2 separate regions of the Homo sapiens genome follow, and region 2 is linked to region 1. Evidence: read pairs that join two places in POLR2A ChIA-PET (ENCODE). Cell type or tissue: OCI-LY7. All regions are shown on one strand. Links, peaks and the distances in the headings refer to the core of each region. The heading gives the core; the rest is flanking DNA.

Region 1 (15,991 bases), core at 7,902-11,901:
AGCTACTCAGGAAGCTGAGGCAGGAGAGTCGCTTGAACCCAGCAGGCGGAGGTTGCAGTGAGACAAGATCACGCCATTGCACTCCAGCCTGGGCAACAGAGGGAAACTCTGTCTCTAGAAAAAGAAAAAATAGAAGAAGGAGGGTGGGCACTGTGCCTCATGCCTGTAACTCCAGCACTTTGGGAGGCCCTGGCGGGAGGAATGCTTGAGCCCAGGAGTTTGAGACCAACCTGGGCAACATAGCGAGACCTTGTCTTAATTTAAAAAAAAAAATAGAAGAAGGAGATAGGGTTGCAAGAGCCCTAAAAAAGGTGAAGGCTCAGTCGAAAGTGCATCCAGTTTCCTGGGGATCCTGTTGAAATGCAGATTCGGATTCAGTAGGCCTCTAAGGGCTGGGATTCTTCCCGTCAAACCAGCTCCCAGTGAGGCTGCTGCTCCAGGGACCTCACTGGAGAAGTAAGGCCCGGCACAGACTGTACCTTCAAAGCAGTAGTGCAATGGCACTCTCTGTCACTGCTGCTACTCTTGACTTCTGGTTCTCTCTAGCACCTCCCAGATCACTGTTACCGCCTGGATCACTGCCAGTGCTTTTTTTTTTTGGGACATGATGTCAAAAATGCGAAAGCTTTACAAAGCTTCCTTCAACATTGCATAGGGGAAATCTTCTCTTCCAAAGTCTCTCCAGTAGCTTCTTTTTCCCTTCTACCATGATTTTTTATTTCTTGGTCTCATTTCCAGTCCTTTCTCAGTTTGAATCTCTCATTCATTCAATTCTCTGGCCTCCTCTCTCTATTCAAACTAGTTTTATTTCTCTAGAGATTTTTTTGTTTTTGGAGATGGGGGGGATCTCGCTATGTTGCCCAGGCTGGTCTTGAACTCCTGAGCTCAAGAAATCCTCCCACCTCAGCCTCCCGAGCAGCTGGGACTACAGGTGTGTTTCATCATTCCTGGCTAATCTAGAGATTTTAATGCATAGTCTGCACCAAGAATAGTTTCCACCTTTTCTTTTTGGTCCCACCCGGGAACGAAATTAGCATCTCTTAATGGTGGGTAAAATTAGAGTAGACTCAGTGTTTAGTTTTCGTTCATTTCCCAGGCCACTTCTTTATGAAGTAACCTCCATCACAATGTATAGTTTCTAGAAAGTCTGAAGGAGCACTGATGTTTTCCCTCGAATGCAGTTTCTATGTCACCGTGGTAAAGAAGAATTTTCAGGCTTGCAGTCAAGGACAGCCTTTCAAATTCTCTTTGGATGAAACTAATCCCCAAGGCTGCCCAACCTCCCTGTAACTAAGAAGTTTACAAGGCCAAATATTTGATGCACTGGCCTGAAAACAATGATTTGGATGTCAGTCACTGACGACACATCATAATGCTTACCACCACCCTTCCAAACCCACTCCGGACCAGTAAACAGTGATTATGCTGACAGAGCTGAAACAAACCTTTACATCCGTAAGTATCCATTTAACTCCTGAAACCTTAAAGCTTGGCTTGGTGATCATCTCATTAGATTTTTCTGCAGGGTGCCGATACCAAAATGATACAGTATTATTTAAAAGTGGCTTATGTACCATTCTATCAAATGAAACTGTCTATAAACTGGTATTTGCACAAATTTATGTTGTAATGGTAAATGATACTTATCATGAAGAGCCTGGAGCACTCACTTAACTGCCTTCTGAATCATGCAAGAAAGCTGCAATATTTGTATAATATTTTATGGTGTTAAATATATTTGAAGTTAATTCTTGGGAAATTGGCTATCTATGCCTAATAATACCTTAAACTGGCAGATTTATTTCCAGCTTATCCCGCATTTTCAGCAAGAACATTTTATAAACCATATTTTAAAACTGAAGGAATTGAGATGAAGGGACTTGCCCAAAGTCCATAGGTGGTAGTAAGTGGAAAATCAGGACAAGAACCCAAGCCTTCTGTTTTCTTTTATATGGTTCTTTGTTTGCTTAACCAGAACATCCATTCCTCTTACAATTACTAATAGATAAAGTTAACTGAGTGTAATCCTGGGCCTAAAGTGTGACAATAAACTAAGGAGACAAATTTGGTTTTACCTCCATCTACATCCTGGCAGAATTTTCTTTTTCTTTTTTCTTTTTTGAGATGGAATCTTGCTCTGTTGCCCAGGCTGGAGTGCAATGGCACCATCTCGGCTCACTGCAGCCTCCACCTCTCAGATTCAAGAGATTCTCCCACCTCAGCCTCCCAAGGAGCTGGGATTATAGGCATCTGCCATCACACCTGGCTAATTTTTGTATTTTTAGTAGAGACAGGGTTTCACTGTGTTTGCCAGGCTGGTCTCGAACTCCTGACCTCAGGTGATCTGCCCGCCTCAGCCACCCAAAGCACTGGGATTACAGAAGTGAGCCACTGTGCCCCGCCTTTTTTTTTCTTTTTTCTTTTTTTTTTTTTTTTGAGACAGAGTCTCACTCTGTCGCCCAGGCTGGATGGAGTTGCAGTAGTGTGATCTCGGCTCACTGCAACCTCTGCCTCCCAGGTTCAAGCGATTCTCATGCCTCAGCCTCCTGAGTAACTGGGACTATAGGCACCTGCCACCACGCCTGGCTAATTTTTGTATTTTTAGTAGAGACGGGGTTTTACCATGTTGGCCAGGCTAGTCTTGAACTTCTGGCCTCAAGTGATCTGCCGACCTCAACCTCCCAAACTGTTGGGATTATAGGCATGAGCCACTGAGCCCAGTCCAGTATATCCATATCCAAAATTCACATGGAAGTTGTCTTTTAATTTGTCTGGGGACGATATACACTTATAACTTTATTTTTCTTCTCACACTTTTTATGAATCAACCAAGAAAAAGAAAATGGCTTGTTACCTTGGAATCACAGCTAATTTAAATCCAATTTGATTCAACAAACATCGGTTAAGTATCTATGTGGCATGCACAGTGCTGGGCTTTGGAAATAGAGTGGCTGATAAGACATGGTCATCTCCACCTGGAGGGATTTACAGAGTTGTTAACTAATTGCTGAGGCTACTGTAGTGGCCCAAGAGGGAATGGTCAACTGGGAGATGAGTTACTGGGGAGGGAGCAGCTAATTTTTGAGGATGAGCGGGCAATTCCAAGGCATATGGGCATATAGAATGTGTGATTATTCCAGAGGGAGAAAAGCTGATATGTGGTCACACCGCTGGGTCAACCAAGCTGCCAAATAGTCTGGACGCCCGAAGGTGAGAGTCTGGAGGTCATGTGAAGAGACAGGGCTAGGTCAGGCACTATGGCACACACCTTTAATTCCAGCACTGTGGGAGGCTGAGATGGGAGGATCGCTTGAGCCCCTGAGACTACCCTGGCAACATAGTGAGATCCCCATCCCTACAAAAATTTAAAAAATTAGCCAGGCATGGGGGTGAGTACCTGTAGTCCCAGCTACTTGGGAGGCTGAGGAGGGAGGATTGCTTGAGCCTGGGAGGTGGAGGTTGCAGTGAGCCAGCCATGATTGCACCACTGCACTGCAGCCTGGATGACAGAGTGAGACCTTGTCTCAAAAAAAAAAAAAAAAAATTTAAACATTTAAAAATGAGAGAGATAGGGCTGAGCCAAACCCTGTGTGTCACGTTAATGGGCAGTGGAAATTGAAGTTTCCCCATTGACAAGGGGAAACCAAAGAAGAATTTTAAGTAGGAGAGTAACTGTGGCAATTCCAGCTTTTGGCCCACATGAAGTTCCCTCCTCCTCTTCTCTCACTGGTCACTCTTGCTCTCTGACAGGATATACCTTCTGCTCTCCACGTTTATAACCAGCCAGCTCTAGCAAAACCCCTGATGGCCATTTTAGTCAGAGGCCCTACATCCTTTCACTATACAGACTGTAGGATTTTGGGTCCCAAAACATGTTACCCACTCGATGACCTGTTTTATTTGCCAGACTTGACTTAAATGGTTAATCATATTTCTTAATAGTTTGTATGGTTTGGCTCTGTGTCCTCACCCGAATCTTGATGAAATGTAATTTGCAATGTTGGGGAAGAGACCTGGTAGGAGATGATTGGATTGTGGGGGTGGATTTGCCCCTTCCTGCTCTCGTGATAGTGAGTTTTCGTGAGATCTGGGTGTTTAGGTCTTATTGTTTAAAAGTGCATAGCCCCTCCCAATTGGCTCTCTCTCCCTTTCTGCTTTCCAGCCATGAGAAGACATGCCTTGCTTCTCCTCTTCACCTTCTGCCATGATTGTAAGTTTCCTGAGGCTTCCCCAGCTATGCAGAACTGTGAGTCGATTAAACCTCTTTTCTTCATAAATTACCCAGTCTCACGTAGTTCTTTATACCAATGTGAGAATGGACTAACACAATAGTCAAGATAAAAGAAGTCGGGACTTCCCACTAAACAAACTATGAATCTCAGTTCCAGATGCTTGGATAGTCTAAGTTTTGGGCTGTAGTCATCGTTGGTGCTACAAGAATGATGAATTTTAGAGGTCAGTAGGTTGAGTTCTGACTGCAGGAGAAAACAAATCTTACTCTGGTCCAACAGCTTAATACCTGTTTTATTTGAGGATGATCCAGTGTGGTAGTCAGGGTTCTCCAGAGGAACAGAACCAGTAGGATGTGTGTGTGTGTGTGTGTTTGTGTGTGTGTAAAGAAAGTGGCTCACTCAGTTTTAGAGGCTGGCAAGTCTCAAGATCTGCAGGGTGATTCAGCAAACTAGAGACCCAGGAGAGTCGGTGATGTAGTTCCAGTTAAAGTGGAAAGGCCTAAGAACCAGAAGAGCTGATAGTGTAGTTCCAGTCTGAAGGCCAGTAGGCTTGAGACCCAAGAAGAACTGACGTTTCAGTTTGAGTCTGAAGGCAGGAAAAACGAATGTCCCAGTTCAAAGGCAGTCAGGCAGGAGGAATTCTCTCTTACTTAGGGGAGGGTCAAACTTTTGTTTTCTTCAGTCTTTCAACTTATTGAACATCAGACAGGAGAATCTGCTTTACTCAATGTATTAGTCCATTCTTGCACTGCTATAAAGAAATACCCAAGACTGGGTAATTTATAAAGAAAAGAGGTTTAATTGGCTCACCATTCTGCAGGCTGTACAGGAGGCATAGCAGCTTCTAGGGAGGCCTCAGGAAACTTAAAATCATGGTGGAAGGTGAAGGGAAAGCAGGCACATCTTACCTGGCCAGAGCAGGAGCAAGAGAGAGGGAGGAGATGCCACATACTTTTAAACAACCAGATTTCCTGAGAACTCTATCATGAGAACAGCACCAAAGGTGAATATCTGCCCATTGATGCAATCACTCCCCACCAGGCCCCACCTCTAACACTGGGGATTACAATTCAACACGAGATTTGGGTAGGGACACAGATCCAAACCATATCACTCAGTCTATCAAGTTAAATGTTAATCTTATCCAAAAACACTCTCACATCCAAAATAATGTTTGACCAATATCTGGGTACTCTGTGACCCAGTCAGGTTGACAGAAAATTAACCATCACACCCAGTACATCAACAATATTTATACACTATAAAATCATCAATAGCCAGGTGTGGTGGCTCACACCTGTAATCCCAGCACTTTGGGAGGCCAAGGTGGGCAGATCACCTGAGGTCAGGATTTCGAGAGCAGCCTGGCCAACATGGCGAAACCCCATCTCTACTAAAAGTACAGAAATTAGCTGGGCGTGGTGGCAGGCGCTTGTCATCCCAGCTACTCAGGAGGCTGAGGCAGGAGAATTGCTTGAACCCGGGAGGCAGAGGTTGCAGTGAGCTGAGATCAGGTCACTGCACTCCAGCCTGGGCGACAAGAGCCAGACTCCATCTCAAAAAAAAAAAAAAAAAATCATTGACAATTTGTGCAGCACATACAAGGTATGTTTATTTCACAGGCATCCTGGGTTTTGCAAGCTTTATCGTTTGTTTTTTTTTTCTTTTGAGATGAAGTCTCGCTCTGTTGCCCAGGCTAGAGTGCAGTGGTGTGATGTCGGCTCACTGCAAGGTTCGCCTCCTGGGTTCACGCCATTCTCCTGCCTCAGCCTCCCGAGTAGCTGGGACTACAGGTGCCCGCCACCACGCCCGGCTAATTTTTTGTATTTTTTTTTTAGTAGAGACACGGTTTCACCGTGTTAGTCAGGATGGTCTCGATCTCCTGACCTCGTGATCCGCCTGCCTCGGCCTCCCAAAGTGCTGGGATTACAGGCGTGAGCCACCGCGCCCGGCCAGCTTTATCGTTTTTATCAGCTAAGTTTTTAAAATTGAAAGTCCCCCCCAAAGGGGCAGCATATATGTAAATACCTATTTTTATCTACCTGTACTTCCTTCACTAATATTTTAATTATCTTTGGTCCTTCCTTTGAAGGATGAAAAATTTAAAGCTACATGTTTCGTATTTTCTTTGAGCCTTCTATCTTGTGCCTTTCTTGTTTTTGGTGATATTTTTAGAAAAAGATATTTAAAATGGTCATTATCAGTACTGTGGGCTCCTAATGAGGAGGAGGGAGGTAATTGGAACCAATGTTGACTTAGAGTGGAGGGGAGAGAGCTGGGGAAAGTGGCTGGAGACCCCTCCTCCACAGGAGGACCTGTGGTCCAAACCACTAAGCTAGGGTAGAGCTGAGTCTGATCCAGCTGGTCTGGTCTGTGGAGATTCTATCTGGGCTGAACATGCAGGGCACAAAATGAGATTTCTAAGGAGAGTTTGGGTGCGCTATTTGTATCCAACATGTTTATTCAAGTATCCATCTGTCCTGGGGAAGAGACTAGAACAAACAGGGCCCCAGCCAGTGCTACCAGGGTTCATGGAAGGACAGGGAGCTGGAAAGGTAATTGGAACCAGAGGTCACTGCAGAGAACAGTAATACAGATGGGCCACGTGCAGTTGCTTGTGATAGGGAGACTACAGGTGCACACTCCTATAGACACAGATTCATTCTTGCCAGGAACACTGGGCATGGGACTCTTTTCACCTCCCCCTCAACGGTAGGTGATATGGTTTGGTTGTGTTCCCAACCAATCTCATCTTGAATTGTAGTTCCATAATCACCACGTGTGTGAGCGAAACCAGGTGGAGATAAATGAATCATGGGGGCAGTTTTCCCCATTGTGTTCTTGTGATAGTGAGTTAGTTCTCACAAGAGCTGATGGTTTTATAAGGGGCTTCCCCGCTTCACTGGGCACTCATTCTCCTGCCGCCCTGTGAAGAGGTGCCTTCTGCATGATTGTAAGTTTTTCTGAGGCCTCGCCAGCCATGCAGAACTGTGAGTCAATTGAAATATTTTCCTTTATAAATTACCTAGTCTCCGGTATTTCTTCATAGCAGTGTGAGAACCGACTAATACAGTAGGGAAGGCTCTACGTGCATTGTGAGACTGAACTTCCAATTCTGAAGAGCTTTCCTCTTCGCCCTCTTTGGTATTTATTCCACAGTTACCACTGTCTTACATTTACATTTGTTACTTTACAGTTTACATCAGAGCAGTTTCATGCATAGTGCTTCAATCTGAATCTGATATCAGCCTTGAAAGATGAGTAAAGGAGACATGAGGGAATGGACAGCAAGCAATTTAACCAAAGCCACATACAGTTATTTTGCTCCCTGCTCAAGTTCAAGGCTCCCATATCCTTAGATCAGTTCCAAGAGTCTACAGGAAGCTGCTGGCTCAGAAAACCAATGGTTCTGCATAAAGAGATATCCGTGGCTCTGCTAAGGTTTGGATCGGGCATTGGGAGCCCCATCTGGGTGAGTGCCATGGGCCCCTGTCTCTGAGTCAGTCTTTCCCAACTTCTTGTTTGTTTGTTTGTTTTTGAGACGGAGTCTTGCTCTGTCGCCCAGGCTGGAGTGCAGCCGCGCGATCTCTGCTCACTGCAAGCTCCGCCTCCTGGGTTCACGCCATTCTCTTGCGTCAGCCTCCCGAGTAGCTGGGACTACAGGCGCCCGCCAGCATGCCCGGCTAATTTTTTGCATTTTTAGTAGAGACGGGGTTTCACCTTGTTAGCCAGGATGGTCTCGATTTCCTGACCTCGTGATCCGCCCGCCTCGGCCTCCCAAAGTGCTGGGATTACAGGCATGAGCCACCGCGCCCGGCCTCTTTCCCAACTTCTTGTAGCCTGATTCTGAAATCTGCAGCTCATCAGCCCACCCTTGAATGATCTCTCCCTTGAATGATGACCCTGGATTTGACCTAGATCCTCACAGTTTGTCTGCAAAGCCCATACCTATCTCTTTAATGGAAGGAGATAGAGCACTAGTTATCTCCAGATCCCTCGGGGTAAGAGTCTAGGGGAGCAAGCACCCGTCTGGGTAATGAATATTTCCTTCCTGCCTCACATTTTATTCCCCTTCATGAGGAATTTCTTGTGTGTCCTTTTTGATGATTAAAAATTATGTCTTGGCCAGGGGCAGTGGCTCACACCTGTAATCCCAGTGCTTTGGGAGGCTGAGCCAGGAGGATTGGTTGAGGCCAGGAGTTTGAAAACAGCCTGGCCAACATAGCAAGACTCTGTCTTTATCTTTTTTTTTTTTGAGACGAAGCTTGCTGTGTCAACCAGGCTGGAGTGCAGTGGCATGATCTCGGCTCACTGCAACATCCACCTCCTGGGTTCAAGCAATTCTCCTGCTTTGGCCTTCTGAGTAGCTGGGATTACTGGCAAGCGCCACATGCCCAGCTAATTTTTGTATTTTTAGTAGAGATGGGGTTTCACCATGTTGCTCAGGCTGGTGTTGAATTCCTGACCTCATGATCTGCCTGCCTCGGCCTCCCAAAGTGATGGGATTACAGGCATGAGCCACGATGCCCAGCCTATCTTTTTTAATTTTTAAAAATTATGTCTCTCTTATGGATGGCAGTCTTGCTGTTATGATGATCCTTTTCGGGATCTTTGGTCTTTGTGAGATGTGGAAGTAAACCTGCATGCCATACATGGGAGTGCTAAAGGGCAATGAATGATTAATTCATTTTAAAGCCACAAACTGAGTACGAGGTGAGACAGAAGCAGGCTGTAAATCCCTTTACTCCTAAACTCTGCCTCTCTCTAAACTGACAGACAACATTGGAGAGCTCTTTGATTCCTCTATTTAGCCAGCACAAAGAACTAGCTATAAATCTCCTGCAGGTAGAAGGTGCCAAGAGAATGAAAGTGACACGATGCTACTGTTCATTCTTTTCTCGTCTTTTGGTGTCCTTCCTAACACCCAAAGCTAAAGATTCTGAGAAGACACTAGGGTGGTTGGTCACAGTGTAGGGTATCACAAAACAGTCAGCTCTTCCACCTTCACCCTCCCAAATGTACTTGTTCCTAATGTACTTAGAACTCTTAACCGTGGACTTTGGGGCACAGGATGGGTCTCAGACCAAGTTGCTGGCTGAGGAACATATATATACACCCATCTCCACCATAGACTGAGCTGCAAGGGGTTTTGGAGGCTTATGGCTCTTTGACTATGTTTGAAAGTGAACCAGACAGTCTTCAACATAGGAAATAAATGGCACTCTTCTTATCATTCTACGTCTCAGGTTGGGTGCCCTAGAAGCTGATCCCCAGGTGAGGGTTCAGGTGCACATGTTAATGGGGCAGCGGTGTAGCAGAAAGGGGTGTGTGAAACAGGATGAGACATGGGAAGGAACCAAGCAAGAATGTGATCCCAGATGGAGTCTAGCTTCAGTCTGGCCCCTAAGGACATGACTTGCACCACAGAGTTGCTCTGACCTTCAGACAGGGGTGCAGCCTTGTGTATAGGGGATCACTCCCCGTCAATCAGGAGTTGGTTGGCTATCCTGGATGGGAGTGGTGGTGTACACTCCAGGATGAGGGCCTCTTGTGCAGCTGAGGGCATTCTCTGGAGAAGAGGCCAGCTGTGAGCCCTTTGCAGCCATCAAGGAGAGGCACCAACAGAGTTCACCTGTGACATGAGGAGCCATAGGACCAACACAGGCCATTGGGCAGAGCTGAGATCATAGAGACACCTGTCGTAATTTGGCTTCCTAGAATTAGGCTGAGGAGGTATACTTTTATTAAGAGGTGGATCTAGGTTTTGTGTGGCCTGAAATTGTAATTCGGGGAGCCCTTTTTAAGGACAAGAACACAAAACCGTGAATTCAAAATTAGGTTCACAACCTGTGCAAGTGGCAGGCTCTGAAGCTGAAGCTTTGTGAGCTTCATCTGCCTCTGGGTGTTTCAGTTCCTTTGGCCAGAAGAAAAAAATGAGGTTGAGAGCTTAAGTGAAATTGCCCAAAGACATCAATTAAAGAGGTGGCTGGAGATAGAGCCTGATTCTTTTGGTTCATAGTCCAACACCTCCTCTGTTATAGCACGAGCCATACCCACTGCAGAGGACTGCTGGGAGGGCTAGAAGATAATAAACAAGAACATGCTTTGTAAGCTGTCCCTGAAGTGCCACGTGGCTATAAGGCATTATGATTAAATGGGCAATTGATCTGTGAGGTGGGATGTTTCCAACTTGAATAATTTGGTCAAAGGAGATATATTTTTTATCTCCGGAGTTTTCCACACTGGCTTGCTAGGTTTGTACAATTTTTTTCCCTTTTTTTCACATTCCTAGTTTGATTCAAAGTTGCAAGCTTCCAAAATTGGCATAAGTCATAAAATAATAAATCTCTCAGGCTTGCAGCTACTTGCCTCAGCATGAAAATAGAAAATGGAGGCTTTGTCATAGAAAACAAGAGCATTCTTCCTTATTCTCTCAGAATGAATCGTTGATGAGCAGTCAACCATTCTTAAGAGGCAAGGCTGAGCAGATAAGAAAGGGTGCTCTCCGGAATTTATGGTGCAGAGCAATGATAGAATGGATTCCTACAAACATTTCTCTGTCCAAAAATTGTTGGCAGCTGGCACAGCTAACTCTTAAGTTCTGGATGCTACAGTTTCTACCCAGTAAGTTCTCCCTCACCCAAGTTTTTATTAACAATGGGTTGGGGAGGTTTCACTTACCTGCTAAAGGTAAGTGGATGTTACTTAGTTGGGATTAAGTTGCCCCTTGCCTTCTTCCCTGCAGACTGGACAGCAATATTGAATTGTTGGACAGTAGCACACTGGAAGAGCTGAACAGCATTACTGAAAAACGCCCTTCTTTCAGAGAACTTTTGTTCACTCTGTCGAAGATGAGGTCCAAGACTCTAGGACTTCAGCATCTGTGCTGGTAGACAGTGCTTATGCTAACCTCCTCTCCTATGAGGGAATCCCTTGTGGAATGTGTCAGGGAGGGGGTCAGTCAGCCACCAATGGAACCCTCCCACTGCCAGGGACTCACTTCTTCCTGACACCTACCTCATTGTTGGGGACTCAGGACAGCTTTTCTTACTCTGCCCTGAAATCTGCCTCCCTTTTATTTTTACCTATTGATATTTCTACCCAGTAAGAGTTATTCTGTGTTAGGCCAGGCGTGGTGGCTCACACCTGTAATCCCAACACTTTGGGAGGCTGAGGTGGGCAGATCACCTGAGGTAAGGAGTTGGAGACCAGCCTGGCAAACATGATGAAACCACGTCTCTAATAAAAATACAAAAATTAGCCAGGTGTGGTGGTGTGCACCTGTAGTCCCAGCTACTGAGGAGTCTGAGGCAGGAGAATCGCTTGAACCTGGGAAGCAGAGGTTGCAGTGAGCCAAAACTGTGCCACTGCACTCCAGCCTGGGCGACAAGAGTGAAACTCTGTCTCAAAAATTAAAAAAAAAAAAAAAAAAAAAGGAGTAGTCATTCTGTGTTACTGAATTTTAGGGAGTAAGACCAAAGACTTCTTCTTGCTTCCTTTTTATACCTTGCAGAAATCATCACACTTGCAATGCTTTTTCACATCTGGTTTTCTTGCTATGCTGTGCAGGCACATTTGACTTCTTTCTAGCTGCTCTCCCATGGCTAGCAAGTGTCTGGCCCATGTTTGGTGTCTGAGAAATGTGTGAGAAATGAATGAATGAGTGAATGAACAAAATCCATTTCTACTACATTACAGCTTTTCAAATATTGAGAGAGTTGTTAGATTGTTTCTCCTATTCTCCATCTTTTTTTTCCAACAAACTAATTACTCTTCAACAGTTCCTTGCATTTTCAGACCCACTTTGTCTTGTCAACTTCCTTTGCCAGTATTAATTCGTATTAAATTGTGGCTTTGGCCAGGCGTGGTGGCTCATGCCTGTAATCCCAGCACTTTGGGAAGCCGAGGCGGGTGAATCACTTGAGGTCAGGAGTTCAAGTACAGGCTGGCCAACATGGGAAACCCTTGTCTCCACTAAAAATTTAAAAAATTAGCCAGGCGTGGTGGCAGGCACCTGTAATCCCAGCTACTAGGGATGCTGAGACACGAGAATTACTTGAACCCAGGAAGCAGAGGTTGCAGTGAGCCGAGATCACGCCACTACACTCCAGCCTGGGTGATGGAGCAAGACTCCGTCAAAAAAAAAAAAAAAAATGTGGCTTTTACAAGTGTTCACAACACCCCAGACAAGGTGTCACTGGGGTGGAGTAGCGTGGGATCATCTTGTGGACACCATGAGCCTTTTATTTAAAGAAGGCTCCATGAATTCCTTCCAATATTTTTATGACTGTTCCTACTCAGACAAAGAAGGATGTCATGTCACTGGATTTGGAGCCAGAACGTAGCTGAGTGTACATTTGAGTTCTGCCACTTGCACCTGTGCTCTTGTGTAATTTGTCCTTTTTGCATTTTAGATTCAGCAGCTGTAAACTGAAGCTAATTCTACAAATCCTTTGTGAAGGTGGACCAAAATAACATATGTAAAGTCCCTGACACATTTCCTGACCTGTGCATAGTAGACACTCAATACATGGGCGCTATAACTATGTTTCATGATCTCTGATTGGGGTAATATCAAGGGAGTCAGTTAGATTAAGGCTATATTCACATTTAATTAGAGTACACAATAGTTAAAGTATGCTAATAAAGAGACCCCTAGAGCTTTGGATATGAAAAAAATCAATGCATATTCTGCATTCAAAAAGCAAAGTCTGTAGCAACTATAAGATCATTTAAATGAACATGATAATACTCTTTTGAGACTTCCCAGAAGTTTTTATAATATAATCTGTTTAGTTCAGGTAAGTCCGGTTTCATCCACAGGGGAACAGAGGCAAGGAAATATATAAGGTGATACACACCTGGTAGGTTTTGCTGTTTCACTGGGCTACAAAGTAGGCCATAGAACCATCTAATATGATTTATAGTAGACTGGAAGGGCAGGATACAACGCAATGCTCCCACCAACTTCAGAGCCACTGGAAGAGCAGAAGAGTGATGGAGAATGTGGAGGCCTGTTGCCTGGGACTAGTTTTCTCCTCTTCCTTTATGCTTGAACAGTTAGGCACAGGTCCATGCTCAGAGATCTCTGCCAAATGCTTACAGAGGGTACCTAGAATTGTCTGCCTGACCTTTGCCTTCTAGTACATCGACTAAAAGGAATTGCTCCAAGCTTTAGACTGCAGCGAGATAGTGAATGTTTTTAGCTCCAAGGTACCTGAGCTCAGCCAGCTGAGAGAGGCCATCTCTTGGCTGGCCTGTTTGATAACAGAGGACATGCTATGTGCAGCTCATTTGTGCTCTAAGGCCTATGGAGAATAACGGCCTGAGGGCCTGGAGTTGGGACTCATAGAATCATTCCTCTTCTGTTTATGTTACTGGTCTGATCATCTTAGATGAGCAGAAGTTACAGTTGGTCTGCTATTTGTCCATTATCTCCTATCCCTCCCTGGTTTTTACACAGTAAGGCCATTTCATTTAGTGGTCTCTCAAGTGTGGGGAGGGGCCCAGTTTGGGGCATGTGGATATTCGCTCTCACTTACCACTTTGTTTATAGAACTCTGTCCTTGGCCTTGGAGAAAGTTCTTCAAGATCAGGAATGGTGAGGGTAGACGGAGAAATGAGTGTGCGTGTGGGCTGATGGTATGATGAAGCTCAGGAGGTGAAGTTTTCAAGATCCTGGGATTTGGGGATCTTCTTGACTAAACATATTTATGGCTTTCATTGTCTGTATTGTACATTCAAGATCAAGAATTAAGATCTTTTTTTTTTTTTTTTTTTTTTTTGAGACGGACTCTTGCTTTGTCGCCCAGCCTGGAGTGCAGTGGTGCGATCTCGGCTCACTGCAAGCTCCGCCTCCCAGGTTCACGCCGTTCTCCTGCTTCAGCCTCCCGAGTAGCTGGGACTACAGGTGCCCACCACCAGGCCCGGCTAATTTTTTCTGTTTTTAGTAGAGACGGGGTTTCACCATGTTAGCCAGGATGGTCTCGCTCTCCTGACCTCGTGATCCGCCTGGGATTACAGGCGTGAGCCACCGCGCCTGGCCAAGATTTAAGATCTTGAAACATAAGTGGGCCATTCATTGAGGCTGGAATGTGAACCAAAGGGGACCCACGTCCTTGGAACTTTTCTTTTTCCTTTCTTCTTTTGTGTATATCTCAGAATTCTAGGTGAGTCATTTAGATGTCATATTTAATGAAGCACCTGCCTAGGGACTTTAGTGAGCAACCCCAAAGCCAGTTGCAAGGAACTCCAAGATTATAACATGTGTCATTTAGATCTTTGTCCATGGTATGTGACACTGCTTGCTACTGACAAAAGCAAAAAGCAAATCGATTTCCCCCTTCCTTCAAAACAAATAACAGAAAAACATGGGATGTGAGTGAGAAGGCTTGGAGTTTCTATTTGTGCTAACTCTAGGACATTGGCCAAGACGAAAACCACCCTTGGCAGGGCACGGCGGCTCATGCCTGTAATCCCAGCACTTTGGGGCAGGAGGATTACAAGGTCAGGAGTTTGAGACCAGCCTGGTCAATATAGTGAAACCCTGTCTCTACTAAAAATACAAAAAAATTAGCTAGGTGTGGTGGCTGGCGCCTGTAATCCCAGCTACTTGGGAGGCTGAGGCAGGAGAATTCCTTGAACCCAGGAGGTGGAGGTTGCAGTGAGCCGAGGTCACGCCACTGCACTCCAGCCCTGGCGATGGTGCAAGACTCCGTCTCAAAACAAACAAACAAAAAAACAAAAAAACTGGTCTTATCAGTAAAATGGAAAGGTTAAATGGAAATATGGAAATTATCTTCTAGCCAAAATAGGGGGTGCGAATGAGGATTATGATTAGAATTATTGAGATGGAAGAGGAAAAAAATAAAGGTAGCTTAGGTATATTAGGTATGGTTTCTTTCTTTTCTTTTTTTTTTTTTTTTAAGATGGAGTCTTGCTCTTGTCGCCCAGGCTGGGGTGCAGTGGTGCAGTCTTGGCTCACTGCAACCTCCACCTCCCAGGTTCAACCGATTATCTTGCCTCAGCCTTCTGAGTAGCTGGGATTACGGGCACCTGCCACCATGCCCAGCTAATTTTTGTACTTTTAGTAGAGACAGGGTTTCCCCATGTTGGGCAGGCTGGTCTCAAACTCTTGACCACAGGTGATCCACCTGCCTCGGCCTCCCAAAGTGCTGGGATTACAAGCATGAGCCACCACACCTGGCCTAGGTATGGTTTCTTTTGGAAATATTAGGACTTGGGTGACATCCATGGGCATAGCCTCTACAGAATGGAAACCCTGCTTCTCTCCACATTCCCATTTCTGACACCAGGCTGAACAGTTCATGTGGTCAAAATGCCCATACCAAGGGCTCTTCTCCTCTTGGTGCTCCTGGGATAAAAGTAGTAGCAGCCAGTATTTATTGAGCAAGTGATATGAGCAGGCACTGTGTGAAAAGCCTAATTCATATTATCTCACTTATTTCTCACTATAAGTCTCTATCGTCATTTTTTAGATAAGGAGACTGAGACTAAGAGGTTGTCATTTGCTCAAGATCACACAGCAAATAGGAGTATAATTCTTTCATTTTTTCTAAATGTCTTAATCACTCTGACTCACACCTGTGTTGTTTTAGTCTTTTTGGTCTTCTAGTCTTTTTCTGAGGTTTCCACTTTAGCTGTTTGCTAGGTAACTGCCCATCAGGTTCACCTTGCCCGCTGCCTAGACAGAGCCAATTTACCGAGACAGGGGAATTGCAATAGAGAAAGAGTAATTC
Region 2 (15,991 bases), core at 4,199-8,198, 92 kb after region 1:
CTGGGCTCAAGCAGTCCTCCTGTTTTGGCTTCCCAAAGTGCTGGGATTGTAGGTGTAAGCCACTGTGCGTGGCCCAGCTTATAAATTTTAGTTCAGAATTTCTTTTCTTTCTCTTTTTCTTTTTCTTTTCAGATCAAGTCTCACTCTGTTGCCCAGGCTGTCCTTGAACTCCTGGTCTCAAGCAATCCTCCTGCCTCAGCCTCCCAAGTAGCTGGGACTTACAAGACATGTGCCATTGAGCCTGGCTTCAGAATTTCTTTGTTCTCACAAATTTCTTTCCTTTAATAGGATACATTTTGTATAGATTGGAGAATGTATACCATAATTCTTTCATCAAGAAGCAAGTTCAAGGCATAAGATTTATGTCACATTGTACTAGTATATGGACAGTCAACAGAAACTTGAGTGGGCCATTCATTCTCCCCTGGACTCTGGTAGTGTTATACAAGTGGGTTTTGTGTGACTAGGAGTCTTTGTTGAACTTGTACACTAAAGGTATTTGATTTTTTGTTTTTCCTTTAACAGTGTTACTGAGATATAATTTACTTACCATATAAGTCATTCACTTAAAGTGTGCGGTTCAGTGGTTTTTAGTATATTCACAGAGTTGTGCAACTATTACCCCAATTAATTTAAAAATGTTTCCATTGGCGGGGCATGGTGGCTCGTGCCTGTAATCCCAGAACTCTGGGAGGCCGAGGTGGGAGGATTGCTTGAGCCCAGGAGTTTGAGACCAGTCTGGGCAACATAGGGAGACTCCATCTCTACAAAAATCAAAAAATTAGCCGAGCGTGGTGGTGTGTATCTGTAGTTCCAGCTACACAGGAGGCTAAGGCAGGAGGATGTCTTGAGCCCAGGAGGTTGAGGTTACAGTGAGCCCTGATTGTGCTATTGCACTCCAGTCTGGGAGAGAGCAAGTCACAGTCTCAAAAAGAAACAAAGTTTCCATCATCTCAAAATGAATCCCTGTGACAGCCCTTTGGCTGTTACCCCCAGATCCTTTCTCCAAACCCTCAACCTGAAGGAACCGCTAATCTATTTTCTGTCTCTGTGGACATTCATGTAAGTTGAATCTTAAAAAATGTGGTCTTTTGTGACTGGCTTCACTTAGCATAATGTTTTCAGGGTTCATCCATATTATAGCATGTATCAGTACTTTTTATGGCTGAATAATATTCTCTTGTGTGGATATACCACACTTTATCCATTCATCAGTTAATGGACAGTTGGTTTGTTTGCAATTTTATGACTATTAGGAATAATGCTATAATCATATTAATATATAATGTTAATTACATAAAATATATTTATATATGTATATGTCATAATAATGATGTGAAAGAGGGTTCTTCCTTCATTTTTTGGTTATGTATCTATTTGTCCCAGCACCATTTTTGGAAAGACTTTTCAACACTTCCACTATTGAATGCTCTTGATACCTTATTGAAAACCAGTTGATTATAGATATATGAATTTATTTCTTGACTCTCAGTTCTATTCCATTGATCTGTATACATGTTCTATTTTTTTTTTTTTTTTTTTGAGATGGAGTCTTGCTCTGTTGCCCAGGCTGGAGTGCAGTGGTGCGATCTTGGCTTACTGCAACGACCTCTGCCTCCTGGGTTGAAGCAGTTCTCCTGCTTCAGCCTTCCAAGTAGCTGGGACTACAGGCATGCGCTGCCATGCCCGGCTAATTTTTTTTTTTTTTTTTTTTTTTCTTGAGACAGAGTCTCACTCTGTTGCTAGGCTGGAGTGCAGTGGTTCAATCTCAGCTCACTGCAACTTCTGCCTCCCGGGTTTAAGTGATTCTCCTGCCTCCGCCTCCTGAGTAACTGGGACTACAGGTGTGCGCCACCATGCCCAGCTACTTTTTGTATTTTTAGTAGAGATCGAGTTTTACCATCGAGTTGGCCAGGATGGTCTCCATCTCTTGACCTCGTGATCCGCCCACCTCGGCCTCCCAAAGTGATGGGATTACAGGCATGAGCCACCACACCTGGCCAGTTTTTTTTTGTATGTTAGTAGAGACAGGGTTTCACCGTGTTGCCCAGGTTTGTCTCGAACTCCTGCGCTCAGGCAATCTGCCTGCCTCCCAAAGTGCTAGGATTACAGGCGTGAGCCACCACGCCCGGCCATGTCTTGTTCTTATACCAGTATCACGCTGTCTTCACTACTGTTGCTTTGTAGTAAATTTTGAAGTGAGGAAGTGAGTCCCATTTTGTTCTTTTTCAAGATTGTTTGGCTATTTTGGGTTCCTTGCAATCCCATATGAATTTTAGAATTAGCTTCTCAGTTTCTACAAGAAGTTAGCTGGGATTCTATCAGTGATTGGTTGAATCTGAAAGATCAATTTGGGAAATACTACTGTGTTAACAATATTAAGTCTAACAGTCCATGAATATGGGATATTTTTCCATTTATTTAGATCCAAACATTTTTTTATAGTTTTTGAGTATAAGTTTTGCACTTTTCTTCAATTTATTCCTTTTGTTGATGTTACTATGAATGGAATTGCTTTCTTAATTTCATTTTTGAATTGTTCATGCAAGTGTATAGTTCATATACTTGACTTGCATATTGATCTTGTATCCTTGAAACAAATTGAATTTGTTCATTAGTTCCAATAATTTTTTTAGCGGATTCCTTCGAGTTTTCTATATACAACATCATGTCATCTGCAAATGATGATTGTTTTACTTCTTTCTTTCTTACCTGGGAACCTTTTATTTCTGTGTCTTGGCTGATGGTCCCAGCTAGAACCTCTGGTAGTATTGAGTACAAGTGATAAATAATGAATATCCTTGTCTGTTTTCTAACCTAGTTTCTAGAAAGCACCTAGTTTCTCACTACTATGTTAGCTGTAGGATTTTTTGTAGATTTTTTTTTAATTGAAGTTTTTCTTTATTCCTAGTGTGCTGGGAGTTTTTTTTTTTTTTTTAAATCCTGAATGAATGTTGGATTTTGTCAAATAGTTTTCCTGTATTTATTGATATTATCATGTGTTTTTTTTTTCTTTCTTTTCTTTTTTGAGACAGTCTTGTTCTGTCACCCAGGCTGGAGTGCAGTGGCACAATCTCGGCTCACTGCAACCTCTGCTTCCTGGGTTTAAGCGATTCTCCTGCCTCAGCCTCCACAGTAGCTGGGATTACAGGTGCATACCACCGTGCCTGGCTAATTTTTGTATTTTTAGTAGAGATGGGGTTTTGCCATGTTGGCCAGCCTGGTCTTGAACTCCTGACCTCAGGTATTCTGCCCGACTTGGCCTCCCAAAGTGTTGGGATTACAGGCGTGAGCCACCATGCCCAGCTGATTTTTTTTCTTTAGACTATTGTTATGATGGATTACATTTATTGACTTTAAGTTGTTGAGCCAGCCTTGCATTCCTGGAGTAAATCCCACTTGATCATGGTGTGTAATTCTTTTTGTACATTGTTAGATTTGATTTGCTAATATTTTGTCAAGGATTTTTGCATTTATATTCATGATATATACTGGTCTGCAGTTTTCCTTTATTTGTAGTATCTTTGTCTGGTTTTGGTATTAGGGTAATACTTTGAATTAATTAGGAAGTATTCCCTCTGCTTATTTTCTAAAAGAATTTGTAGAGAACTGCTACCATTTCTTCCTTAAATGCTTGGTAGAGTTTTCCAGTGAAGTCAGTTGGGCTTTGTAAATCCTTCTTTTGGAAGGTTATTTATTGATCTTTTTTTTTTTTTTTTTTTTTTTTTTTTGGAGATGGAGTCTTGCTCTGTCTCCTAGGGTGCAGTGGCATGATCTTGGCCCACTGCACCCTCTGCCTCCTGAGTTCCAGCGATTCTCCTGCCTCAATCTCCTGGGTAGCTGGGATTACAGGCGCCCACCACCATGCCTGGCTAATTTTTGTATTTTTAGTAGAGATGGGGGTTTCACCATGTTGGCCAGGCTGGTCTTGAACTCCTGACCTCAGGTGATCTGCCCATCTCGGCCTCCCAAAGTGTTGGGATTACAGGCATGAGCTACCACGCCTGGCCTTTTTTTTTTTTTTTTTTTAAATAGATGATCTAGTTCTCCTTGTGTGAGTTTGGTAGTTTGTTTCTTTCCAAGAATTGCTCCATTTCAACTAAGTTACTAACTTTGTGGGCATAGAGTTCTTAGTATTCTTTTATTTTTTTAATGTTCAAGGAATTAGTAATGAAGATTCTTCTTTGATTTCTGATACTAGTTTGTCTTATCTTTTTTCTCCCCTCTCTCTTCAGTTAATTATATTGATCTTTTTGAAGGATCAGTTTTTTGTTTCACTGATTTGTTTTTTCTGTTGTGATTTTCTGTTTTCTTGTTTCAATTTCATCAGTTCTTGCTCTGATTTTATTCATCTTACTTTAGGTTTATATTGCTCTTCTTTTCCAGTTACCTGAGATGGCAGCTTAGAGTATTGGTTTTAGATCTTATTTTCTTTCCTACTGTATGCATCTAATGCTATAAATTCTGTAATCATGGTTTTTGCTGCATTTCATATATTTTAATAGGTAGTATTTTCATTTTCCTTTAGTTCAATATATTTTAAAATTTCTATTGAGATTTCCTTGACTCCTGTGTCATTTTGAGGTGAGTTGTTTTAAACTCCAACTATTTGGGGAGTTTTCCAGCTGTGTTTCTGTTACTGATTTCTAGTAATAGTTTAATTCTGTTGTGGTATGAGAGCATACTTTGTATTATCTATCCCTTAAAATTTTTAAAGGTGTATTTTAAGGCTCAGGATATGGTCTACCTTGGTGAATGTTCTTTGTGAGTTTGAGAAGAGTATGTATTGTGCTGTTGTTGGATGAAATATACTATAATGTCAGATCCATTTGATTGTTGATGCTGTTCAGCTCGACTATGTTATTGGATTTCTACTTGCTGGGTGTGTCAGCTACCTATAAAGAGGTGTGAGGTCTCCCAGTATAATAGTGGATTTGTCTGTTACTCTTTGGAGTTCAATTTTTGCTTCACATATTTTGGTGTAATGCAACTCTTAATCTTTGTTCTGAAGTGGTTTTTATGTTTCCTTATTTTGAAAACTGCTTTGTCTGTAATTAACATAGCTACTCTAGCTTTCTTTTGATTAGTGTTGGCATGGTATGTTTTTCCCATACCTTTACTTCTAACCTGTGTCTGTCTTTGTAAAGTGGAGTTTTTAAAATAGATAGCATATAGTTGGCTCTATTTTTTAAAAACCCACTGTGACAATTTCTTTTTTTGAGACAGAATCTTACTCTCTCACCCAGGCTGGAGTGCGGTGGCACAATCTCGGCTCACTGCAACCTCCGCCTCTCTGATTCAAATGGTTCTTCTGCCTTAGCCTCCTCAGTAGCTGGGATTACAGGCACCCGCCACCACGCCCCGCTAAGTTTTGTATTTTGAATAGAGACGGGGTTTCCCCATGTTGGCCAGACTGATCACGAACTCCTGACCTCAGGTGATCCACCCACCTCTGCCTCCCAAAGTGCTGGGATTACAGATGTGCACTGTGCCCGGCCAACAGTTTCTTTTAATTGGTGTATTTAGGTCATTCACATCTAAAGTGATTGTTGATATAATTGGATTTGTAGCTGCCATGCTTATAATTGTTTTCTGGTGTTTTTTTTTTTTTTTTGTACTTTTTTTTTTTTATATTCCCCTCTTTTTCTGCCTTCTCCAATTTTAATTGAACATTTTACTTGATTGCGTTTTCTGTACTCTCTTAATATATCTGTTAAACGTGTTTTTTGGTGGCTGCCTGGAGTTTGCAATGTACATTTACAACTAAGCTAAGTCCACTTTCAGATATTATACTGCTTCATGGATAGTGCAGTTACCTTAGCGTATTCCTAATTCCTCCTCTCTTTTATACATTGCTGTCATTTGTTTCCCTTATCTATATACTATAACCACCTAAAAGATTTTATTTTACCTTATTATCCTTCTCTGATACTCTTTCTCTTTATGTAGATTTGAGTTTCTGACCTATATCATTTTCCTTTTTGCTGACGTATTGGCGACAACATTCCTTGGTTTTTGGCTAAGAAAGTCTTTACTTCTTTTGTAGGATAACTTTACTGGATACAGAATTCTAGTTTGGTGGGGTTTTTTTTTCTTTTTTCCAGCTTTGTCAACATTTCACCCTATTTCCTTCCTGCTTGCATGATTTTTGTTTTGCTTTGTTTTTTGAGATGGAGCCTTGCTTTGTCGCCCAGGCTGGAGTGCAGTGGTGCGATCTTGGCTCACTGCAACCTCTGCCTTCTGGGTTCAAGTGATTCTCCTGCCTCAGCCTCCCAAGTACCTGGGACTACAGGTGTGTGCCACCACGCCTGGCTAATTTTTGTATTTTTAGTATAGATGGGGTTTTGCCGTATTGACCAGGCTGGTCTCGAACTCCAGACCTCAAGTGATCCACCTGCCTCGGCCTCCCCGAGTGCTGGGATTATAGCCATGAGTCACTGCTCCCAGCTGCTTGCATGATTTGTAATGGGAAGTCCAGTGTAATTCTTATCTTTGTTCCTCTGTAGGTAAAAGTGTTTTGTTCCTGGCTTCTTTCAAGATTTTCTTTTTGTGTTACTTTGCAGCTAGGCTATAATATATACCTAGTGTGGATTTTTTTGGTATTTATCCTGCTTGGTGTTCTGTCCTCTTCCTGGATCAATTTCCTATTTTCTAATTCTGAAATATATCATATCTGAGTCTGGTTCTGTTGTTTGCCTTGTCTTTTCAGTCTATTTTTTTCTTGCCTTTTGGCATGGCTTGTAATTTTTTGCTGAAAGCCAGACATGAAGTATCAGGTAATAAAGACTGAAGATTTAGGCTTCTATTATGAGGTTATATGTTAATCTAGTTGGGAGATGGGCTGTGTTTAACGTGTTTTTTAGCTGCAGGTCCTAGAGGCTTCAGTTTCTCCTTATTCTCTCACTGTCTTTGGGGTTTCCCAAGAACTTTTATTGAACTCAAAATCTGTGTCTTGCAGCTTTTTTATTTGTAATCCACTGTCATTATATTGGAGCATTGTTGATGAGGTGGTAAAGTGTAGGAGAGCAGAAGCATCGTATGCCACCTTATGGTTAAATCTTAGTTTTATTTTTATTCTTTTTTGAGACACAGTCTCCTTATGTTGCCCAGGCTGGTCTGGAACTCCTGAGCTCAGTCTCCTGAATAGCTGAGATTACAGGCAGACACCACTGCACCTGGCTCCTTAGTTTTTTAGTGGGCCTGAGTCCTGGTCTATGACCCTCTTTTTTTTTTTTTTTTTTTTTTTTTAAACAAACAAACAAACAAAACCTTAAACTAGACAGGAAGCCTAGATGGGGCTGGAGTTGGCTAATTTAATTGCTCCTCCCTAGGGTCAGATAAAGCTCTGGTAAAGTAGTTTTCTCAGGAGGGCAGGCTTTTGTTGTGGGGACTGGTGTGTGTGTGTGTGTGTGTGTGTGTGTGTGTGTGTGTGTGTGTGTGTGTGTGTGTGTGTGTACTGGTGTGTGTGTGTGTGTGTGTGTGTGTGTGTGTGTACTGGTGTGTGTGTGTGTGTGTGTGTGTGTGTGTATGTACTGGTGTGTGTGTAGATAGTGGTTACTTTCCCAGGGTGAACTTAAAAAGTGTTACTTCCCCTCCCCTTGTCAGTCATGAGGGAAACTTTCTTCCGTAATTACTTTGAGAATTTTGTGGAGTTCTTTGAGATAATATTCAGGAAAGTGGGGTGTTTTCTTAGACTGAGCCTCTAGGGTTTTTAGTGCTTAAACTAGTTCACTCTCAGCTTCTGACAATTCATTGAAATTGCCATTTAAGTGTTCCTACCAGTTGCTGCAGCAGTTGCTGGTAAGCTGACCTCAACTCCTGATCCTTTGTGTTAGTTTGTCTCTTGTGATTTTGCAGGGATGGTTTGACCTGTGATCTCAATTCTTTGATCTAAGAAAGGAGAGTTTATTGATTTTTCAGTTTGCTAAGCTTTTCTCTTGTTGTAAAGATAGGTCTGATGACTTCTAAACTTTTTACATGAGAAAGCTGACACTGGAAGTCCAATGGAAGACTCTAAAGTCAAATCTCAGTTTAATTACAAGACGTGTCTGCCCCTTCCGTTTTGTTAGCCCTCAAGGGCAACTTTTTTTAAAATTGTGGTAAGATATACATAACATAAAATTTACCTCTTTAACCATTTGTAAGTGTACACTTCAGTGGCACTAAGTCTGTTCACATTGTTGTGTAGCCATTGCCACTATCCATCTCCAGAACTGCTTCATCTTCCCCAGCTGAAGCTCTGTGCCCATTAAACACTAACTCCCCATTTCTCTCCCCAATCCCCTGGCATCCACCATTCTACTTTCTGTCCCTATGAATTTGACTAAGCACCTCATATGAGTAGAATCATAGAATATTTGTCCTTTTGTGTGTGGCCTATTTCATTTAGCATAGTGTCTTCAAGGTCAAAGACACCTTTTGAGCAGAACCTTTTATCAAAATATGTTAAATTCCTCTTCAGCATGTACCTAAGTAGTTAGAGTTGTCCTTTTTCTGGGCTCATGACTTGGGTCAGTCATAATTTCATTGATTTGTCCAGCCCCAGATGGGAAGAGTTGGGCATGGGGTGGGAATGGGGTTGGATAAGATGTTAGACAGTTTTAAACTGTTTTAAAGTTAAATGTTTTATAATTTGTTCCAGGACTTGCAGAGTATTCTCACATATTCAAATGAAAACAGTAAATACAATTGGTGGTTAGAATGTGTACAGTATTTATTGTGTCCATCACTTTGGGTGCTGAGTGTTCATAACCTGTCTCCTGATTAGGTACTAGTTTTATACACATGAAGATTTTCATTTGTGGTGGTGTGGGGAATGTCATGCAACTAGGGAGGATCTCGCTTATTATTGTAGCACTACTTGGATTGTTTTTTTTGAGACTGAGTTTCGCTTTTGTTGCCCAGGCTGGAGTGCAATGGCGCGATCTTGGCTCATCGCATCCTCCGCCTCCCGGGTTCAAGCGATTTTCCTGCCTCAGCCTCCCGAGTAGCTGAGATTACAGGCATGCACCACCATGCTTGGCTAATTTTTTTGTATTTTTAGTAGAGACTGGGTATCTCCATGTTGGTCAGGCTGGTCTCAAACTCCCAGCCTCAGGTGATCCGCCCGCCTCGGCTTCCCAAAGTGCTGGGATTACAGGCGTGAGCCACCTTACCGGCCCACTTGGATCTTAATTTCATTCTTTTTATTCCTTTTACTCCCAGTTGTGATGATTTATGGCTTTTGTATGAACCTTTATTCTTCCAGCCTATCCATTGTGAAAGGGAGTCAGCTTGCCAGCAGTCAGGAGCGGGTGTGCTCTGATACATGTAGGCCTGGCAGGACAACCAACCCTTTGATCACTTGAGCCCAGGATGTCGAGGACAGTGAGCTATGATCGTGCCATTGCTCTCCAGCTTGGGTGATAGAGCAAGACCCTGTCTGTGTCTGTCTGTCTCGTTTTCTTTCTCTCTGTCTAACTAACTAAATAAATGGTTACATAGTTGTTTCACTTTGTTGCTAGGGAGTATACCTTTCCTTTGGTAAAATATGAATTTGTTTCTTACTGTTTAGAATAGGTAAGGTTTCTTAATTGCTGATAATTATATTATGTAGAACGTCTTTTTGGCAAGGGCTGTATTTATTCACTATTTGATTATACTTAAACTTCAGGCTGGGCATGGTGGCTCATGCTTGTAATCCCAGCACTTTGAGAGGCTGAGGTGCTGAGGTGGGAGGATTGCTTGAGCTCAAGAGTTCAAGACCGGCCTGGGCAACATAGCAAGTGAGACCCCATCTCAAAAAAAAAAAAAAAAAAAAAAAAAACTTCTGGTGATTTCAGATTGCCTTTTGCAGTTGAGTTTTATTCTATAAATACTTCTTTTTTTCCTATTTACTTTATATGTCTGGTGGAATAGGATTACTTTTGCATTTCTGAGTTTTGAGGCTTTTGTCTCCATAGTAGTAAATAGTATCAGATTAGTGTTTTTGAGTTTTTAGGTTTGCTTTTAGTAAATTATCACAGCAAATAGGGTCTGTTATCAGCAAGGCTGCCTTTAGCTCCCACTAAAATTCTCTTTGTGGGCAGGAATGTTTATTCTTGTTCACTGCTGTATCCCTAGAAAAATGGCTGGCACATGGTAGAGGTTCCACAAATATTTAATGAATGAATGACTGTATTTTATGAAAGCTGTCAGTGTTCACTATGTTAGAGAAATTATACACTTTTACACGTTTTAAAGAATCTGATTAGTTCTCTGATTTATTTTTTCATCTTTGTTGTTGTTGTTAAATAGAGGCAGGGTCTCTCACTCTGTCATCCAGGCTGGAGTGTGGTGGCATCATCATAGCTCACTGCAGCCTTGAACTTTTGGGCTCAAGTGATCCTCCTGCCTTGGCCTCCCAAAGTGCTGGGATTACAGGTGTAGCCACCACACTCAGCTTCTTTCATCCTTTTGCTGACTAATCAGTTTAGTATTTTTTTTTAAACATTTCCATTACAAGGTAACCTAGGAAGAGATGATACATAGTAGATTTTTATGAGACACCAATTCTTTTTAAAGTTTCTTTGGAAGAGGGGGCTGGCAAACATATAAGCCTATGATTTCAGTCATCTATACTTATAAAAATTTATTTTTACTGTCTTTTTATGATTGTATTGTTTCTAGGAATAATAACAAAGATCATATTTCTTCTGGATTTATTACCCATGCTCAAAAGGGAGTACATTGAAGCTTATAAGTAAACTTTTTTGTTTGTTTAAGAAATACTTAGAGTACCAACTACAAGCCAGGCACACTTCTCTGTGATGGGAATACTTGTAAGAATGAAACAAACAAAACTTTTGTGAAACTTACCTTCTTGTAGAGGAGATAGAAATAAGTAAAATGTAGAGTAAAACCAGAGTTCTCTTAGAGGAATTATTTGTGTAGCCTGTAACTTTTACAAATAATAAATTCATTAAGTACCAGATTTTTTTTTTTTTGACATTGTGGGGGAATGAGATTCTCCATGTCAGAACTTACAACAGTGCAAGGCACTTTGATAGGAGCAGTTTGGTGAACAAAGATGATTGTTTGTAGCCTTTGCTCTCAAGAGACTCACAAAAAAACTGCAAAACCATATAAAGGTAACTCCTTATAAATGGTAACTTTTTTTGGTATGGTAGAATCAGGAAGATGTGTGTTGAGATCTATGGGGAGTATCAGGAGCACAGACAAGAAGAGTAAATTAAAGATGGATTGTTATCAGCCTGGGCAACGTGGCGAAACCCCCTCTCTACAAAAAATACCAAAATCAGCCAGGTGTGGTGGTGTGCACCTGCAGTCCCAGCTACTTAGGAGGCTGAGGTAGGAGGATCCTTTGAGTCCGGGAGGATGAGGCTTCATTGAGTTCTGATTGTGCCACTGCTCTCCAGCCTGGGTGACAGAGTGAGACCCTGTCTCAAAAAAAGAAAAAAAAGAAAAAGAGAAAAAAGGATTGTTATGCAGCAGATCTCCAGATGGTCTTATTGGTAGTGCGGAGCCACAGATGACTTTTCAGCAGGACAGTGGCACGATTACATTTCTTGTGAACATTCAGTGACTATGGAAAAATGGGTTAGAGGATAGAGCAGGAGTTGCATAGAGACCAATATGAAGTATCCAAATATGTAGTCAAGGGGCAGGATCACCAGTTTTACTTGTCCGGGGAGTGTCAAAATAATCTTCTGATTCCTGTGAAGGGTGCCTCCTGAAACACAAGTCCATCATATATACTGTGAATGGAATTGTCTCAGGTGGCAGCCCCTTCTGACCAGCATAGATGAGGTCTTTAAGTTGTAGGTATTGAAAACTGAAGAAAAAGAAATGAATCCAAGAGAAGTTTGTAATTGATAGGATTGGTGGCCTACTGGGGATGGGAGTTTTGTGGAATAATAATAATAATTAAAGATGGTTTGAAGTTTAAGGCTATGTTAGGTGATGGTCTGAATGATACTGTCTTTTTGTTTTGTTTTGTTTTGTTTGAGACAGTCTCTCTCTGTTGCCCAGGCTGGAGCGCAGTGGTGCGATCTCAGCTCACTGCAACCTCCACCTCCCACAACCCACCTGAAACCCGGGTTCAAGCGATTCTCCTCCCTCAGCCTCCCAAGTAGCTGGGATTACAGGCATGTGCCGCCACGCCTGGCTAATTTTTTTTTTTTTTTTTTGTCATTTTGGTAGAGAGGGGGTTTCACCAAGGCCAGGCTGGTCTTGAACTCCTAGCCTCAAGTGATCCACCTGCCTCAGCCTCTCAAAGTGCTGGGATTACAGGCGTGAGCCACTGTGCCTGGCTGACACTGTTTTGTTTTTGTTTTTGTTTTTGCCACTGTGTGTCTGCTTTTCATAAATTGCTTCATCCCTCATTGGTCCTGTCTTAACCATCTCTCCACTCCTAATTCACGCTTTGTAATTTGTTTTAGACTAGATATCCAAGCTTATTAGAAGTATTTCTGAAACAAAGGCGTTTTTCCTGTGGGGTACATTGAGTAAAGGCTATGTGGGCTTTAAGTATACTAAACTTTAGGGATCTTGACGTCTGTCAAAGGTATTCATTTATTATGTCCCACATTTAATTTTCTAGAAAAATTACCTTATATGTTAACTTTTGTATTATTTCATAATAACAATTTAGCCCTGTGGTTCTAGTTAAAAACTTTTATTATGGAAAATTTTAAACATACCCTAAAATAAAGAGAATTGTATAATGAACTCCAATGTATTTGTCAACATTTTGCTGGTCTTGTTTTATCTGTTCTCTTTTTTCCTTACCTCCCGGAATATTTTAAAGCAAATGCCAGGCATATCCTTTCACTGCAGATACTTGAGTATCTAATAGATAAGGACTCTTTTTTTTCCTAACCACAGTATCATTAGCACACCAAACAATCTTCCTTACCCTAATTTAACACCATCTAATGAGATAACCAGTTTGGGTTCATATTTTCCTGTTGGTTTAAAAAAGACGTTTTAAATAGATGGTTTGTTTAAATCAGGCTCCAAACAAGTCTTGGGGTTATTTTTTAAATTGATTTTTTTTGTTTTTGTTTTTGAGACGCAGTTTCGCTCTTTTGGCCAGGCTGGAGTGCAGTGGCGCGATCTCTGCTCACTGCAACCTCTGCCCACGGGTTCAAGTGATTCTCTTGCCTGAGCCTCCTGAGTAGCTGGGATTATAGGCATATGCCACAACACCTGGCTAATTTTTGTATTTTTAGTAGAGATGGAGTTTCGCCATGTTGGCCAGGCTGGTCTCGAACTCCTGACCTCAGGTGAGCCACCTGCCTCGTCCTCCCAAAGTGCTAGGGTTACAGGCATGAGCCACTGCACCCAGCCTAAAATTGATTATTTTTTAAAGAGGAAATGAAGGCAGTATGAAAACTTACTGTAAGCTATTCTGAGAAAGCAGTGCTGTTTTGACAGTCATTCTACCTGGAACTTAGTTTTGCTTATCTGTGTAACAACATGTTAAAATAATTGGTGCCGAGTTTTTTATGATTTTTAACATTTTAGGAAATATTTCTCTGTCTCTCTCTCTCTCTCTCTTTTTTTTTTTTGTTTTTGAGGCAGGATCTCACTCTGTCACCCAGGCTGGAGTATAGTGGCACAATCTCAGCTCACTGTAGCCTCAACCTCCCAGGTTCAGGTGATCCTCCTACCTCAGCCTGCTGAGTAGCCGGGACTACAGGAGTGTGCCGCCACGCCTGGCTAATTTTTGTACTTTTTGTAAAGATGGCGTTTTGCCACGTTGGCCAGGCTGGTCTCAAATTCCTGGCCTCAAGTGATATGCCCACTTCAGCCTCCCAAAGTGCTGGGATTACAGGCATGAGCTGTCATGCCCAGCCAGGATATCTTTCAGAAAAGGGGGAAAGTGAGTATAACCCCACTTATTTAGAAGCCTAGAGAGTAGTAGTGTGAGCTGATTTGAGAAGATTCGAGTTTGGAGGAGACCACGTCTCTATAAGAAAAAGAACCCCACATGGGATTTAAGGACTGCTTTGTAACTACTTGTTTGTTACACAGTGTTTTTTTTGTCTTTCCGGGTTTAGCTTCCCCATCTGTAAAATAAAGAATGGGTGATTTTTTGGTTTCTTTTATTTCTTAATTGTGTTGTATTTTACATTTATCCTTGACTTTAACAGGATTCTCAAAGTTGGATTGGTGGAAACAATGAACCATTGACAGGCTTTACATGGCGAGGTGGCTGTGAAAGAGAAACAACAGGCATACAAGTTTGGAATGAAGTATTTGTGATTGACAGACCTAATGGAACTAAAGTAAAATTCTGTTTATACTTTTCTACCCTGTATTCTTTCTTGGGCTATTTTCCAGTATTAAAAATCAAAACAACACAGAACTATTAATGTTTGATAACTTTAACATACGGATTATTATGTCAAATGTATGAGATATAAGTACTTTTCTTGATTTAATTACTGCTTTTCAAATTTATCATTTGATTTTTTTTATAGTCATTTTTGGCAACTGTTTTACTAAATATTTTAAACTCTCAAATTCCTAGGTTGCTGTGCTGCTTATGGATACCCAGGGTGCCTTTGATAGCCAGTCAACTATCAAAGACTGTGCAACGGTGTTTGCTCTGAGCACTATGACTAGCTCTGTCCAGGTGAGACACAAGATTAAGTGGTGCGATCAGTTCACGTAATCATTTGGCCCCTTTTTTTTTTCTTTTTTGAGACAGAGTTTCACTCTTGTTGCCCAGGCTGGAGTACAGTGGCGTGATCTCGGCTCACTGCAACCTCTGCCTCCTGGGTTCATTCTCCTAACCCGAGTAGCTGAGATTACAGGCCCCCGCCACCATGCCCAGCTAATTTTTTTGTATTTTTAGTAGAGACGGGTTTCACCACGTTGGGCAGGCTGGTCTCGAACTCCTGACCTCAGGTGACCCGCCCACCTCGGCCTCCCCAAGTGCTGGGATTACAGGCGTGAGCCACTGAGCCTGGCATTTGCCCCTCTTGAAAATGCCTTTTTAATTTTTTTTGAGATGGATTCTCACTATGTTGCCCAGGTTGGAGTGCAGTGGCTATTCATGGGTGTGATCATGCACACTCTAGCTTTTGGGCTGAAGTGATCCTCCTGCCTCAGCCTCCTGAGTAGCTGGGACTGTCAGCATATGCCACCTTGTGCTGGCAAAATGCCTTTTGATTGAAGGGAAAAAAAAGGAAGCTATTTACATTTCTTGAGAGCTATTTACATTTCTTATTGGTTATTTACATTTCCATGCATGGTTTTCTGGCTTATGATGTGAAATTTTGTACTTTGGATAGTTACAAAGGATGCAATAAACCAACAACCAGTCTCTTTAGTTTTTCATTATGGAATACATACTTTTTTTTTTAAAGGAAAAGATATCACATGTTATCTGTAATTGAAATCAGATAGATGGCTACCAGACACAGTAATATGGAGAGTATATTTTTGTTTTTTTGGCTAAAACAAACAAAAAACCCAGGTAATTAAGCTTAGAAGTCTAGTTTTTTATTCTGTATCTATGACAAGTGGTACTCAGTTATTTGAACTAAAGGAGATAAAAGCAGAGTAATTACTTAATGTTTAATTTAGGAAACCCAGACAAGGCTTATGTAATAATAAACTGAGGATTTTTAGCACCTTCATTTAGGAAGGGATAAAATCCCTTCTCTTTTTCACTTATATTCAAATTGTGTTTGGTGTTCTATCCGGTTCTAGTTTCTTCAGGCTAGGCCATTTCTTTTCTGTATAATTTAGATGGATTGGACTGAATTAAACTACCACATGTCATTTGGTGTTTCTTTACTTTTTCTTTTCTGAGATCATCTGTGGCTGATACATCTCTGAAAAATGAATTATTGAAGTATGGCGGTTAGGCCCAGCTGGTGATGGTGTATCAAGAAGTATATTTGCAAATATTTTTTTAAAATGGGTATGTGATCCTCCCAAGATAAGAAATTGTTCTTATCAATGGTAGATCATAGGTGATGCTGTCACAGTGTCTTGG

Evidence for each region. Peaks named below come from ENCODE experiments on the same cell type or tissue, not always from the same donor. Only the 100,000 strongest peaks of a DNase experiment are listed, where the experiment ranks them.
Region 2: POLR2A ChIA-PET joins it to region 1 with 13 read pairs; 3 of 35 experiments call an interaction of 5 or more read pairs at or near these places.

Annotation. Positions count from the first base shown.
Region 1 is chr2:38,412,641-38,428,631 of GRCh38, reverse strand. No RefSeq gene overlaps it. Among named protein-coding and RNA genes, the nearest start is that of LINC01883, 11 kb to the left of the region's middle. In OCI-LY7, for the core only: no CTCF peak of the experiment used is centred there; DNase peaks (open chromatin) are centred at 10,151 and 11,791; H3K4me3 peaks cover 10 bases; H3K27ac peaks cover 2,170 bases.
Region 2 is chr2:38,317,164-38,333,154 of GRCh38, reverse strand. It overlaps ATL2 (atlastin GTPase 2), which reads left to right. Exons shown (of 13, transcript NM_001135673.4): 3 at 14,136-14,270; 4 at 14,516-14,620. Among named protein-coding and RNA genes, the nearest start is that of ATL2, 52 kb to the left of the region's middle. In OCI-LY7, for the core only: no CTCF peak of the experiment used is centred there; no DNase peak of the experiment used is centred there.